Regions from separate parts of the Homo sapiens genome. Here region 2 is linked to region 1. Evidence: chromatin contacts called from ENCODE Hi-C data. All regions are on one chromosome and are shown on one strand. Each heading gives the region's core, a stretch centred on a gene start or an enhancer-like site at or near the end of the contact. The rest is flanking DNA. Distances are from core to core; before and after follow the strand shown. Region 1 holds the start of CTR9 (CTR9 component of Paf1/RNA polymerase II complex). Region 2 overlaps LINC02752 (long intergenic non-protein coding RNA 2752).

Evidence for each region. A loop is a pair of places that touch in the nucleus more often than their neighbours do. Pooled maps may share reads with other maps.
Region 2: a map of CD4-positive, alpha-beta memory T cell shows a loop between it and region 1 (4-fold over the local background). The contact joins the enhancer-like site here to the promoter of CTR9 in region 1. A Hi-C loop is called at or near these places in 2 of 168 maps with a recorded cell type or tissue (CD4-positive, alpha-beta memory T cell and naive thymus-derived CD4-positive, alpha-beta T cell) and 7 of 50 pooled maps.

Annotation. Positions count from the first base shown.
Region 1 is chr11:10,745,455-10,752,496 of GRCh38, reverse strand. It overlaps CTR9 (CTR9 component of Paf1/RNA polymerase II complex), which reads right to left and starts at 1,251. Exons shown (of 25, transcript NM_014633.5): 1 at 1,040-1,251. The coding sequence starts at 1,084. RefSeq lists enhancers at 1,364-1,413, 1,434-1,583, 1,382-1,882.
Region 2 is chr11:11,143,952-11,150,869 of GRCh38, reverse strand. The region is part of intron 3 of LINC02752 (long intergenic non-protein coding RNA 2752); the gene reads right to left. Among named protein-coding and RNA genes, the nearest start is that of LINC02752, 32 kb to the right of the region's middle. Within about 2 kb of position 2,674, at least 11 of the 41 ENCODE cell types and tissues checked have a DNase peak (open chromatin) inside an H3K27ac peak, as active enhancers do.

The sequences.
Region 1 (7,042 bases), core at 2-2,501:
ATAATAAAGTTAAAGCACAGAGAAGCAAACAAACCCTGCTACTTGTCCCCAGATCACTGGAACTATAAAATACTAGAAATGGTCTGCTTACTAAAAAATAACAAAACAAAATCCTACTTAACATAGAATCCAAGTAAAGTGCAGATAAGCACCCTAGAGACTATTATGCCATAGGTCTGACTCCTTGAGATGCATGACCCTACAAGCCATGCAAAGTTGAATGCCACTGCACACATTAATCATGGAGGTGGCACCTGCGTGTAACAGACAGTCCTGACTGTAAGCACAAAAATAATAATAGGAAAATGTCCTGGAATTAGAGGTAATGACTATACAACTTTGCGAATACACTAAAAACCACTGAATTTTATACCTCAATATTATATCTCAAACAAAAAAAATAAAAATAAAAGATATACAAGAAGACTGAACATCAAAGCTGAGAGCTTTACTCAGACAAGCCACAGGCCACCCATGAATGAGACATAGGTAAGCGAGAGGAGGTTAAATTTTATCAGCACACAGGGGCGGCTAAATCTTGGGATATCTCGTTGAAGGAGAGTTGGTGTAGAGAACACAGCGCACCATGACAGACTCGAGTTTCTAAGGGAGAAGAGGCGACCTCCTATATATTCCCAGGGAAAGATCTCGAGTTTGAGCAGCAAGCATATAAACCCCGGAAACATCAGCGCCCACCTCTGTAATCTGCGAGGTGTTTTACAGTTTATCGGGTACTCTCACACCTCTGCTCCCGTGGGTTGGTTAGGAAAAGAGTAGCGCACTGTCAAATTCGAACAGGCTGGAGAGGAACTTTCAAGAACTCCTTCTCCGAGTGGCCCTGAGGCTGCAGAGACGCGGTGCCCCCAGCCTGAGAGGGCACAGGGGCTGAAGAAGATGATGATCAGACCTTGGCCAGGTATTTCGATCAGGGCTCTTAGGGAAGGAGGATGCTCTCGCTTCAGAAACGAAGTCGAGCGAAGTCGGTGGGGGCGATCGTACAAGTTCATGGCCCCCACCCGCCTCCATACACGACACTTACCTCGTCAGTGTCCCGGAGGGGAATCTCGATGGAGCCCCGCGACATGATGGGGTCAAAAGGCGAGCAAGTGTCTCGCCCCGCCGCTCCGCAGCCGGTAGTCTCCGCTTCAGGCTAATCCAGAGGTGAGTGACGGCTCCGGCTCTGGTCTTGACTGCCGCCCCGCGGCGCCGCTGGAGCTCTGGCTTCTCCTTCCCGTCAGCCGCTTAAACAACGAGCAGCGGACGGCGGACGGCCACTTCCGGCGACCCCGCCCCCTGTCCCGGAAGCACTCCCGGGGGAGCGTGCCCTACGCGAGCTCAGCTTGTGGCTCCGGTGTTTCCGTTTTGGGGTTGGCGGCTCCGAAGCTTTTGTTGGCGTGTCGGCTGTAGGGTGCCCCGAGAGCCTGCAGGACCTTCGGAACCATCTGGCGTCTGACTCTCCTCAGCGCTGGCGCGGCCCCGAATGAAAACTTGGAAGGCGTAGCCGCTTGGTCCCGCGGTGGGCGGGGCCCCTGCCTGACGTGGACCTCTCGGGATGGGCCTGGCCAATCCTGTTTTCTTCCCAAGATTGTTAGGGATAATTCAGTCATTCGTTTCGCAACCCATCTTTTGGCCCCCGTTAGGTGTAAGTCATACCTGTGATACCTTTGTGACTAGTTTAAATAAAAAAATTTACAATTAATTCGGTAATCATTGTGATAATTCATGTCTTATTTTTTTTAGTTCTTCGAAGCATGTAAGAAGATCTAGTATATTTGTGATTTAAGTAAAATTGCAGATGAGGCCAGGCGCGGTGGCTCACGCCTGTAATCCCAGCACTTTGGGAGGCCAAGGCGGGCGGATCATCTGAGGTCAGGAGTTCGAGACCAGCCTGACCAACATGGTGAAAACCCGTCTATACTAAAAATACAAAAATTAGCCCGGCGCGGTGGTGGGCGCCTGTAATCCCAGCTACCAGGGAGACTGAAACAGGAGACTCGCTTGAACCCGGGAGACGGAGGTTGCGCTGAGCCGAGATCAGCCACTGCGCTCCAGACTGGGGATCGATCGAGACTCCACCTCAAAAAAAAAAAAAAGAGGAAATTAATTTTAGTAATATATTTTATTTAACGTAATATATCCAAAATCTCATTTCAACATGTAGTCAATATAAAAATTCAGATAATTTTTACATTTTTTTATACTGAGTCTTGAAAATTCGATATGTATTTCACATGCATACACTGATCTCAGTTGCCTGATTTTAATTGGAAATATTGGATCTGTGTTTAGATTTTATAAAGTTTGCAGTTGAAAAAATAGGTTCACACACTTTAGTTTTTCCAAAATTTAAATTAAAAAAATTCCTAATTAAATTCCTTAATTGGATTAGTCATATTTCAAGTGTTCAATAGCCACATGTGGTTAGTGAATACTGCATTGGATGGCATCAGACAGTATTTCCCAGAAATACTGTTTAATATATTTTAAAGTTTATAAAGTAAGCATTAAACAAAAGTACACATAGTGGTGATTGTTATTCTCCATGCCCAAAAGCCTCCCTGATATTAAAAACTCTATTGATAGGTTTGGTTTTTCAGTTATTCGCATCCAAAGGCATCATACCTGATAATGCAGAGTGCTATGATTGAATAGTTGGGGCACTCAGTTTAGAGTGGGATTTGGAGGAAGTGACATTTAAGTTGCATCTGGGAAAATGAGTAAGGTTTGGCAGGTAAAGTATGTAGGGGAATGTGTACCAGACAGAGGGGACGGCATGTTGGGGAAGAGCTTTGAGAACCTGCAAGAAGGTCATGTGACTAGAATGTAGAAAATGAGGGGGAGAGTGGCATGAGTTGAAGCTGATATAAGAAGTACCCAGACATGCTGGGGTTTATGCTTATAAAGCAAAACTGACATCTTGTCCTGTTTCCAAAATGAGTGAGTGTACATATTACTTCCCACAGGAAAAACAAAATACTTTGTGTTCTGAAATAAACCGTGAAACAACAGTATCACACTCTGTAGTCTCCAAAGTGAACAAAACTTTCAGCATTTCCCATATATTACTGACTCTCTTACAGTTTAATTGCTGACTTTTGTACTGCTACAGTCTGAAGATATGTGGGAGCTTGGGGTCATATGGCAATCATATGAGAAAATTGCTCTTTTCTCACCATGAAGCAACTAACTGTAAACCTTGGTGTGTGTTCATTTGATGTATCAGTCCTTCTAAAGCGTAAATTCACCTGTATACTTTTGCAAGTGTTTTTGTAAGTAAACTTTTTTTCTAAATGCTTTTGTCCTTCAGAATTTCTTTTGACTTAGTATATATTAATGATTTGGGGTTTTATCTTACATGCAAAGTGATTGAAATGCTTTAAGTGATGTGTATGTGTCAATGAGAGGGAGAAAGAATAAAAGAGAATTGGTTTTGGCCAGGCACGGTGGCTCATGCCTGTAATCCCAGTACTTTGGGTGGCCGAGGTGGCCTATCACATGAGTTTAAGAATTCAAGACCAGTCTGGGCAACATGGTGAAATTTGTCTCTACTAAAGATACAAAAATTAGCTGGGTGTGGTGGTGCACGCCTGTTATCCCAGCTACTCAGGAGGCTGAGGCATGAGAATCACTTGAGCCCCAGAGGCGGAGGTGAAGGTTGCAGTGAGCCAAGATCATGCCGGTGCACTCCAGCCTGGGCGACAGAGTGAGACTCTGTCTGAAAAAAAAAAAAAAGAATTGGTTTTAAAAGATTGTTCTGGCTATGTTGTGAAAGATGGATTGGAAAGTGTCTCGAGAGGATGTGGGCAGACCACTTAGGAAACTGCTGTCTAGGTCACAGATGATAAATAGGAATAGGTTTAAGACAGTGGAGGTGGAGAGAAGTGGATGGATTTAAGATTATCATCTATCTATCTGTCTATCAATCATCTGTTGATACCTTAGTCACTAGGACTTGCCAATGTATTGGATATAGGCCGGGGTCACTGAAAAAGTAGTGTCAAGAAGGACGTCCAGTTTCTGGCATGAACAACTGGGTGAATGATGTGTCATTTCCTAAAATAGGAAAGATTAGTGGAGGAGCACATTTGGGCAAGGGTAGACCACTAGTTGGATTTCACATGTGTTGTTTGTAGTTTGTACTGTCTCTGCGACAGCCAGATGCAGATTTCAGATAGTCTAAATTACAGATCTGTAATTTAGAAGACAGTTTCTAACCTGGAGAAATAGGTCTGAGAGCTATTGGCATAAAGATGAATTTTAAAACTATGGGATTAAATTAGATTAGATAACCTAGGGAGAGAATGGAGAGTGACAAGAGAAGGGCCTAGTTCCCAGCCTGAGGAATTCTAGCACACAGAGGGTGTGAAGAGGAAGGTGGCCTGCAAGGAATCAGCAAGGACAATGAAGAGAGAATCACCTATCAGGGGCCTGGCAACAATTGAGACTTAAACTACACTCTTGGTACCAGGTTGCTACAAGCAGCCTTTTGTTTTTCCCTAAATGTAGCAGGCACTGATGAAATTAGATGTTTTAAAGCTGTAGAACCAGTTTTGGAGCAATTTCAAAGATTTTATTTCAACTGGCATGATTGCATAATGTCCATTCACAAAACACCATGCCCCATGTTGGGCCTGAGTGCACCAGATCAAGGCAAAGCAGTTAGTGTATTTGGCCAGTGTGGGTTTTGTTGAGTACATGTTCTAAATAGATTGTTAAGATTCTTACTTTTATGTTGTTGGTATTGCAGTTGTCTGTAATGTTGGTAAATATATACATTTAGCCAATCTGAAGAGTAAGTTATTTTATATGTTGATAAAATATGCTAATAATTAATTTATTATTTTTGAGGCAGGGTCTCACTCTGTCATGCAGGATGGAGTACGGTGGCACCATCACAGCTCATTGCAGCCTCAAACTCCTGGGCTCAAGCAATTTCCTGCTTCAGCCTCCCAAGCAGCTGGGATTATAAGCAGACACTACCACATCTGGCGAAATATGCTAATTATTAAAAAGGAGTGAAGAAAGTTGATCTTAACAAATTAAATATACATATAATTTGTTATATATAATTATGTGTGTATATATTATATATATATTATATATAATATAAATATTATATTTTATATATAATATAAATATATTTTATATAATATATATTATATATAATATATAATATATATTATATAAATATATAAATATATTATATATAATATATAAAATATTATATATAATTATATAAATATATAATATATATTATATATAATTATATAAATATATAATATACTATATAAATATATAATTATATAAATATAATTAATTATATAAATATATAATATATTATATATATATATATTTTTTTTAGACAGGGTCTCACTCTGTCACCCAGGCTGGAGGGCAGTGATGTGGTCATGACTCATTGCAGGCTTGACCTCCCTGGGCTCAGGTGATCCTCCAGCCTCTGCCTCCCAAAGTGCTGGAATTACAGGCATGAGCCACCACGCTCAACCTAAATAATATTTTAGATCTTAAGTTAGATATCTTTTAAATAGCAGGACACAAATTGAAGTGTTTTAAGTGTTTTAAGTAGTTTGTATAAATTATTAAGAAACAATACGAAGCTATGTTAGTTTGCTGGGGCTAGGGCTCCCATAACAAAGTACACAGACTGGATGACTTAAACAATAGAAATGTATTTTCTGACAATTCTGTAGGCTGGAAGTGAGAGTCCAAGGCATTGGCAGGTTTGGTTTCTCCTGAGGCCTCTTTCCCTGGCTCGTATATGGCCGTCTTCTCTCTGTGGCTTCCCATGTTCTTCACTCTCTCTGAGTTTAAATCCTAATCTCCTCTTCCTATAAAAACTTCAGTCATTGAATTAGGGCTCACCCTAATGACTTTATTTTAATTTAATGACCTCTCTAAAGATCCTGTCTCTAAATATAGTCACATTCTGAGGTACTGGGAGTTAGGACTTCCATAAATGAATTTTGAGGGGAACACAGTACGGCCTGTAGCAGAGGCCTATCAGCAGGACACATCTCTGCAGCTGAATTATTTTTATTATTTTCCTTTTTAAAAAAAGTTCAATAGTTTTGGGGGAACAGGTGTTTTTTGTTATGTGGATAAATTTTTTAGTGTTGATTCTGGAGATTTTGGTGCAACTGTCACCCAAGCAGTGTACACTGTACCCAATGTGTAGTCTTTTGTCTCTCACCCCTCCACCCTACTCCCACCCCCGAGTCCCCAAAGCCCATCATATCATTCTTAGGCCTTTGTGTCCTCATAGCTTAGCTCCCACTTATAAGTGAGAACATATGACGTTTGGTTTTCCATTCCTGAGTTACTTCACTTAGAATAATGGTCTCTAACTCCATCCAGGTTGCTGTGAATGCCATTATTTCATTCCTTTTTATGGCTGAGTATCCCCTGTTGTTGCAGCTGAATTTTTAAATTATACTTTTCCCCATTAATTATTAAAATAAGGCTTGTTTATGAAATATTAGGATAAATCATCATTAGGCAAAAGTTTTAGGGTTATAATTTATCATTACAGTTGCCTGGGCAGTTGTCTTAGAATACTCTGTGTCATAGTTTCCTCTGGGGTTTCAATAAATATTCATCTCCAAAACATCACTATAGTTTCAGGAATTTAAAATTACATAAAATGCTCCTTTAGGTAAGAACTGGGAATAAAGGTCAACACACCTAATTTGACTGTCAGTAAAACACTCTGATAGAAATCTTAGTTCTGGCAGATTTGAATAACCAGAAAACCCTCCTGCTAAAAACACCTAGATTTGCAGGTCTGAAAACACACACACACACACACACACACACACACACACACAGTAAATGTCCTCATAAATGAATAGCTGAGCTATCTAATAATCTGAAGAACAGGCATTTAAGCCCATGCTAAGACTACCCAGGTAGTGGTGGCTGATATATTCCAGTGAATTGTGTCTTAATGTTCACACAGAAACAGGATTAGAGGCTTTGGGCCCACATTGGAACCCTTAAAAGATTACACCCTAAGTAAAAGTGG
Region 2 (6,918 bases), core at 1,425-3,924, 400 kb before region 1:
AGAAGAACCAGAGAGTTGGCTGCAGCTGGCAGAAGAAAAAGGACAGATGGTTCCCCACAGGAAAGGCACCATCGGCTGAAGTACCAGCCTCACTCCTGTGGCTCCTACCTGCCATGGTGCAGGTGCATGTGTATGCATGTGTGTGTGCATGTGTGTATGTGTCGCCACCCTGTGATACAGGGTTGCAAGCCCCACCTGCTTGGGCCTATGCAAAGACCTACCAAAAAATTCTCTCATTTGCTACTCAGCAGTTTGAGGAAAATAAACTTGAATATATCAGTCCTAATCCAGAAAGGCTTGAGATGGTTGGTTGGAGAGTGTTTTCCATGATGTTGGCCTGAAGCCCTTCAGCCACTTTGAACAGGTAGGCATATGTCTCCGTGTGAAATCTATTTGTAACCCAAGACGATGCTGTCAATACAACAGGAAACTCTTTGCCTCCTCTAGCCTGTGGGCAGGAATAGGGTCCCAGTGACGGTACTACCTCAGACCTCACTATGTCGTAACTTCCTTCTGCTCACAACCACTCCAAAGTGCCCTCTGAATGCTTCTGGGCTCCCAGGGGAGGTCTTGGGTGTGCCTGCCACGAGGTGAGTTCTTGAGCCCCAGGTGGCTCCTTCCCTTTCCCCACAAGTCTCAAGGTCTGTGGCTCTCTCTGCTTCTGCTCCACAGGGTGCCCCCACTGGTGTCCTGAAGCTCATCCTGCACCAAGCAGAAGCGAGCAGAAGAACCCCACACCCTGCCCCTGCTGCAACACACTCACCTGGAGACCTAAAATGTGACCTCCATGTCCCCTCTGTGAGAACAGCTTCTTCCACCTCTGCTGTGGGGAACAGCAGCATCCCAGGCAGAGGGAACTGCATATGCAAGGAACCTGGGTGGGGTGGGGGGCAATGGTGGCCGGCGTTTGAAGAACAGTAAGGCAGTCAATGTTGCTGGAGCCCAGAGAGATAATGAAAGGTGGATGACGTGGGGTCTTATAGGTCACCATGAGAGCTTTACTCTAAGGTGTTGGGAAGCCAGACACCTGCAGACATGTCTGCAAATACCTTTGAGGTTTGTCTGAATCCTCAGCTGCAGAGGAAAACACAGGAAGTATGGGAGTTCCCCACAAGAGTTCACATTTGAACTAGGTTGTTTTTTTTTTAACCGCAACCTCTGCCTCCTAGTTGCAAGTGACTCTCCTGTCTCAGCCTCTCGAGTAGCTGAGATTACAGGCATGTACCACCACACTGGCTAATTTTTTGTATTTTTGGTAGAGATCGGCTTTCACCATGTTGGTCAGGCTGGTCTCGAACTCCTGACCTCAAATGATCTGCCTGCCTCAGCTTCCCAAAGCGCTAAGATTACAGGTGTGAGCCACCGCACCTGGCCTTGAACTAGGCTCTGAAGGATGACCAGGAGTTTTTCAGATGGGGGAAAGAGGAGCAAAGCATCCCAGATAGAGAGACTACTATATTCAAAGGCTAAGAATGGTGAAAGAGCAAAACGTGTTCCAGGGTGGCTGGCCGTACACCTGTCTGGCGTTCAGGACAGGAGGATGTTAGAGGATGCTGCAGCAGAATGCAAGGCTCAGGTGTGGTTGGGGTCAGATAGGGAGGACCGTACACAAGGCATCATCTCTAGCTTCCTTAGGAACACATTCCCTTCTTTGAGAACTGCATTGGCCCCTAATGAGCTGAAGTCACTTTATTACTTACTGCAGCATAAACGAGCGCTGTTATGAGAGGCATATGGCCCATCTCCCCGCTCCTTCTTCCCATCCCACCCTCGCTCCTGAAATCCAGGCAGCTGCCTTGGGCAGCATCAGAAAGTCCCATGTGCTTGAGGCTTTCAGACAGCTTTTCCCCAATAAGACAAGCTCTCTACTTAATCTGAAGAAATGGAGTGTTATTAAATTAATTTCTGAACTATCCTTGCCTTGTCCTTGAACTAAAAAGCTAAGGACCCTGGAGTAAAAGGCAGGGGATGAGGTGGGAGGGGTGAAGGGGAGAAGCAGAATGAGGCAGGGCAGCAAAGAGGCAGCAGAGAGGCAAGTTCCTGACCCAGGTCTGCCCGACAGACTCGTTCCAGCAGGTGGGCTGCCTCGTGCTGTCCAAGGCACTGTGTTGAAGAGGTTCAGTAAGTAAAATAAGAAATGAGAGTCCTCTGATCAGCTACTGTACCCAGGGCCCTAAAAATGATGGAAAGGTGGCCTCCCTCTGCCATGGGGTCAGCCCAAAAGTAATTACCAGGATACTTTGCAGATTATTGAATAAGTCCCTGGAACCGGCACACTGATTTATATAAGACCTGGAGATTTTGAGAGATTTGAGAGAATATTAAGAATCAATCAATATTTTAATTTATTTCAGGGTCCTGGAGACTTTAGCTCTGTAGAAAACCACAGGGAGGAAATTGTGACCTTTGAAATATGGCTGGCTGGCAGGCAGCAGGGAGGTACCTCGGCAAAGAGCCTGTTTGGCAGCTGCTGCGGGGAAAGACTTCTCTGTGCTGGAATGTTCTCTTTCTTCACAGCATCAGTCAGGAATTTCAAATAGCCAAAGAGGGGAGGGCCTCAGGGTGAGTGAGCTCTGGAGCCCTGGCAAGAAGGCTCTTGGCTTGAATGTGCATAGCTTACTCCTCCCCAGAGAGAGTCCCCAGGGCCTGGAGAGAGGAGCCTGCAGACTTTGTGTCTCTGCCTAGGAGGCGCTGCTGTGATCTGGAGACGTCCTCGTAGAACCACCTGATGATGTGTCATCATTGCAGGAGATCCAGTACCTTCTCCCCTGGGTCACTAGGCTCCCTAGGCCATACTCTTCCTGTGTCCTCCCCAGGGCTTTACCAGACATCTCATAGAGCACGTGAGCACCAGGTCTCGGACTATCACCATCCTCCTGTCTTATTCCGCAGGAAGACTGTAAGCTCCCTTCAGGCAGGAATGATGTCTGATCCATTTCTGTGTCCCCAGTACCTGGCATCATGCCTGGCCCAGGATAGGTAGATATGAAAAATAATGTGTTGAAGAAATGAATGGTCAAATGAACTAATGCAAGAAAAATAAACATTTGTTTGTAAAAATCAGTTATGTTTCAACAGCAAGCAGACGGCACATTCAAATGTAGTAATTAGAGAAATTCAGAAAGGTGAAGACAGGGTGGAGGTAACTGACCAAAGCATGCAGCACCCTGGGGCTGGCAGCAGTGGGAGAGAAGGAGCTGTTAGCACCCCCAGGCCTGATGCGGCTAAGAGAGAAGCGGGTCCCAGAACCTGGAGCAGGCCACTAAAACGGAGAGGTGGCCTTTTGCAAGGGAGGCAGCCACACCCTCAAACCTGCAGGGAGGAAGTGGGGGAACAAATACCTTGACCTCGCCCTCTGTCCTTCCTTGGATCTCCTCCCTGTGTTCCTCACTGGCCAAAGCCAACCAGAAGTCAGAGGCCAGTGGAGCTCCTTGATCCAGAGTGGAGAGTAGACAAAAGATCCCCAGCAAAGGGCTGCCAGGTAACTCTCTGCCTATTCCATCTGGCTTGTCCAGCCCCACGAGAAGGGCAGACAATGGGCACCCCAATCAGTAGTGCCAACTACTGGGGCACCCCAGTAGTTCTCAATAAGGGGCAGTTTTGCCAGCCGCTGGGGGGATTTGTTTTTCACAACTGGAATGGGGAGGGTGCTACTGGTATCTAGTGAGTAGAGGCCAAGGATGCTGCTAAACATACAAAAATGCAAAGGACAGCACCCACAACAAAGAACTATCCAGCTCAAGATGTCGATTGTGCCATGCTGGGAAAGCCTGGCCTTAATCAAATGTTGAGAGGAACTCAGGCACACTCTGTGCTGCCCTGGCTTCAGCCAGAGAACATTGCCTCACTGTGCTGGAAAGGGCAGCGTCATTTGGTCCAACCCAGAGCCATCGGCCAGTAAGTGACCAGTGTCTGACTTTGAGTGTCCCTTCGGGAAGGTGCTTTAAGGAGAAAGTCTATCTGCTCTCTGTCTCTCCTCACTGACAGTGATGTCCTAGGGTGTCCAGAGTGGTAGACGAGTGGCAGGGAGCACTGCTCAAGCCATGGGCAATTAGCTTTCCCCTGGAGGCCAAAACCTCCCCACTGGGCTCACCACCTCCCCAACTCCCCTGATATTGAGGGGAACGAGAAAGCTTCTCGTTCCCCTCATTTTCAGCTTTACATTCACACCATAAAAACATTTTGTAAAAGTGAATCAAGTCTTGCCATCTGTCTCTCTCACTTTTATCATGTTTATAATGAAAAGAAGAGTCAAGAGGAAATGGAATCCAAACTGCAAATGGTGTGCTGCTCCCTGGTAGCTGAGATCCACCCGAGCAAGGCAGGGACTTGAGGAAGAGGGTGGCCCTTGTGGCGCAGCATCATGTACAAAGTGAGTTCCATCAGAATCTCATGCGAAGTTCTCATGGCAGCCCTGGGAAGTAGAGCTTGTAATCCACATTGACAGATGAGGAAACTAAGGTTTTTCAGGGGAGATAAGTACTTCAAGGTTGTACTCCCAACAAGTAGCAAAGGTCTTAAACTCTGTACTTGGCCATCAACTCCAAGTTGTAGACCAATGTTGCTTCCTATTTCATCCTGACGTGAAATTGTTAGCTTACTGCTACTGGGGTTTAGGTACCATATTGAAAACTGTTGAAGTTTAAGTGACTGTGGTACTTAAGAGAGCTCTATTTTACTCCCTGTCACAGCTTAGAGATTTTGTCCCTCATCTGACCCTCCAGGGTCACAGCCCGGGAGAGAATAAGTTCCATGTGTACATTCATGTCACAAATATTCATTGAGAAAACCATGTGCCAGGTGCGAGATGTGGGATGGCCAGAGAGTACCATTCTGAGCAGGGCAGCAGATCTTGAAAAAGGACCCTTGGCACCAGATCAGAGAGGAACCTAATAATGGCAGGCTGCATTTATTGAGCACTCACTATGAGCCAGCTACTGCTCAAGTACTTTCTACATACTAACTCATTGAACCCCATAAGGCTGATACTCTTACAATTCCCATTTTACAGATGAGATGACTCAAGCAGTTTAGAAAATTGCTCGAGGAACCCAGCTTAATAGTTGTTCTGTTCTGACACGTGCTAGAGCGTGGATAAATCTTAAAGACATTTTGCACAGGGGAAAAAGCCAGTAACAAAAGGAAAAATACCGTGTGATTCCACTTATATGAGGGACCTAGTGTAGTTAAATTCATACAGACAGAGACTAGAAAGGCTAGGAGTTGGAGGGGAGAAAGAAACGGGGAGTTATTGTTTAATAGGTTCAGAGTTCAGTTTGCAAAGATGACATGAGTGTGGAGGTGGATTGCAGAACAATGTGAATGTCCTTAAATTAGTGCCATTGAACTATACACCTAAAAATGGTTAAAAATAGGCCAGGCACGGTGGCTCACACCTGTAATCCCAGCACTTTGGGAGGCCGAGACGGGCGGATCACGAGGTCAGGAGATCGAGACCATCCTGGCTACCACAGTGAAACCCCATGTCTACAAAAAATACAAAAAATTAGCTGGGTGTGGTGGCGCCTGTAGTCCCAGCTACTTGGGAGGCTGAGGCAGGAGAATCGCTTGAACCTGGGAGGCAGAGGTTGCAGTGAGCCGAGATCGCACCACTGCACTCCACCCTGGGCAACAGAGCGAGACTGTGTCTCGAAAAAAAAAAAGGTTAAAGTAGTAAGTTTTCATGTGCATCATTCCGTTTAGTTTCTATTGAATTATTCATCTTCTTTTTTTTATTTTATTATTATTATACTTTAAGTTTTAGGGTACATGTGCACAACATGCAGGTTTGTTACATATGTTTTTTGTCTTCCTTGACTACACATGGTGCGTCTTTGAGGTCATAGACCATACGTTTGTTTTTGTGTTTATTTTGTTTTTCTAACCCTGGCACCTCTTATAGATTCCTTGCACATAGCAGGACAGTTAATAAATAATTTTTGAATGAATGATTCTTTTAATAAATTGCATAAAATGAATGGCAAAAGGAAAAAAATAGTAAGTTTTACGTTATGTATATTTTACTACAATAAAAAGGTGAAAAATATAACTTTTAAGTTGATCATTAAAATTCATACTTTTTTTTTTTTAAGGCCCTGGAATCCATTCTGTTAATCATCCCTGTGTTAGAAGCTGTATTAGTCAGTGTTCTCCAGAGAAACAGAACCCATAGGATGTGTATCTATACAGAGAGATAGTGAAGGGAACTGCCTACACAATTATGGAGTCACGCAAATCCATGATCTGCAGGGTGGGCTGGCAGGCTGGAGACCCAGGGAAGAGCCCATGTTGCAGGTCAAGTCCAAAGCTGTCGGCTGGCACAATCCCTCTGCTGGCAGAAGTCGATCTTTGTTCTATTAAAGGCTTCAGTGGGCTAGATGAAACCCACCCACATAATGAAGGGCAATCTGCTTTACTCAGAGTCCATGGATTTAAATGTTCATCTCATCCAAAAAAAACACGCTCATAGAAACATTCAGAATAATGTTTGACCAATTAGCTGGACACCAAGGTCCAGCGAAATTGACACATAAAATTAACCAGCACAGGTGGTCAATTCCACCGTGCCACAGCTAAAGAGAGAATAGACCTACAGTAAGCAAGGAACTGAACTGGTGGGATCAAGTTCAGGAATGCAGGTAAGCTAGGATCCGAAACCAGGGGCAAGCTCACAGCGAGCAGACTGATATGTGAAAGCAGGAGAGACTTTGAGCAGACTGAGCCAAGGTGAGTGGTGGCAGAGATAGTGCTGGCTTAGGATGATATAAAAATGCAGGCCCTGGCTGTAAGGCCCATAGACTCCTGCCAGGTGAGGGGCAGCCTGTGCCAGGGACAGGCTGAGCAGGGCGGCCCAGGCCACTTCAGGGGATGACGAGGCGTTATCCCAGCAGTGTGGAATATCATCTTCCTTCTGAAGGG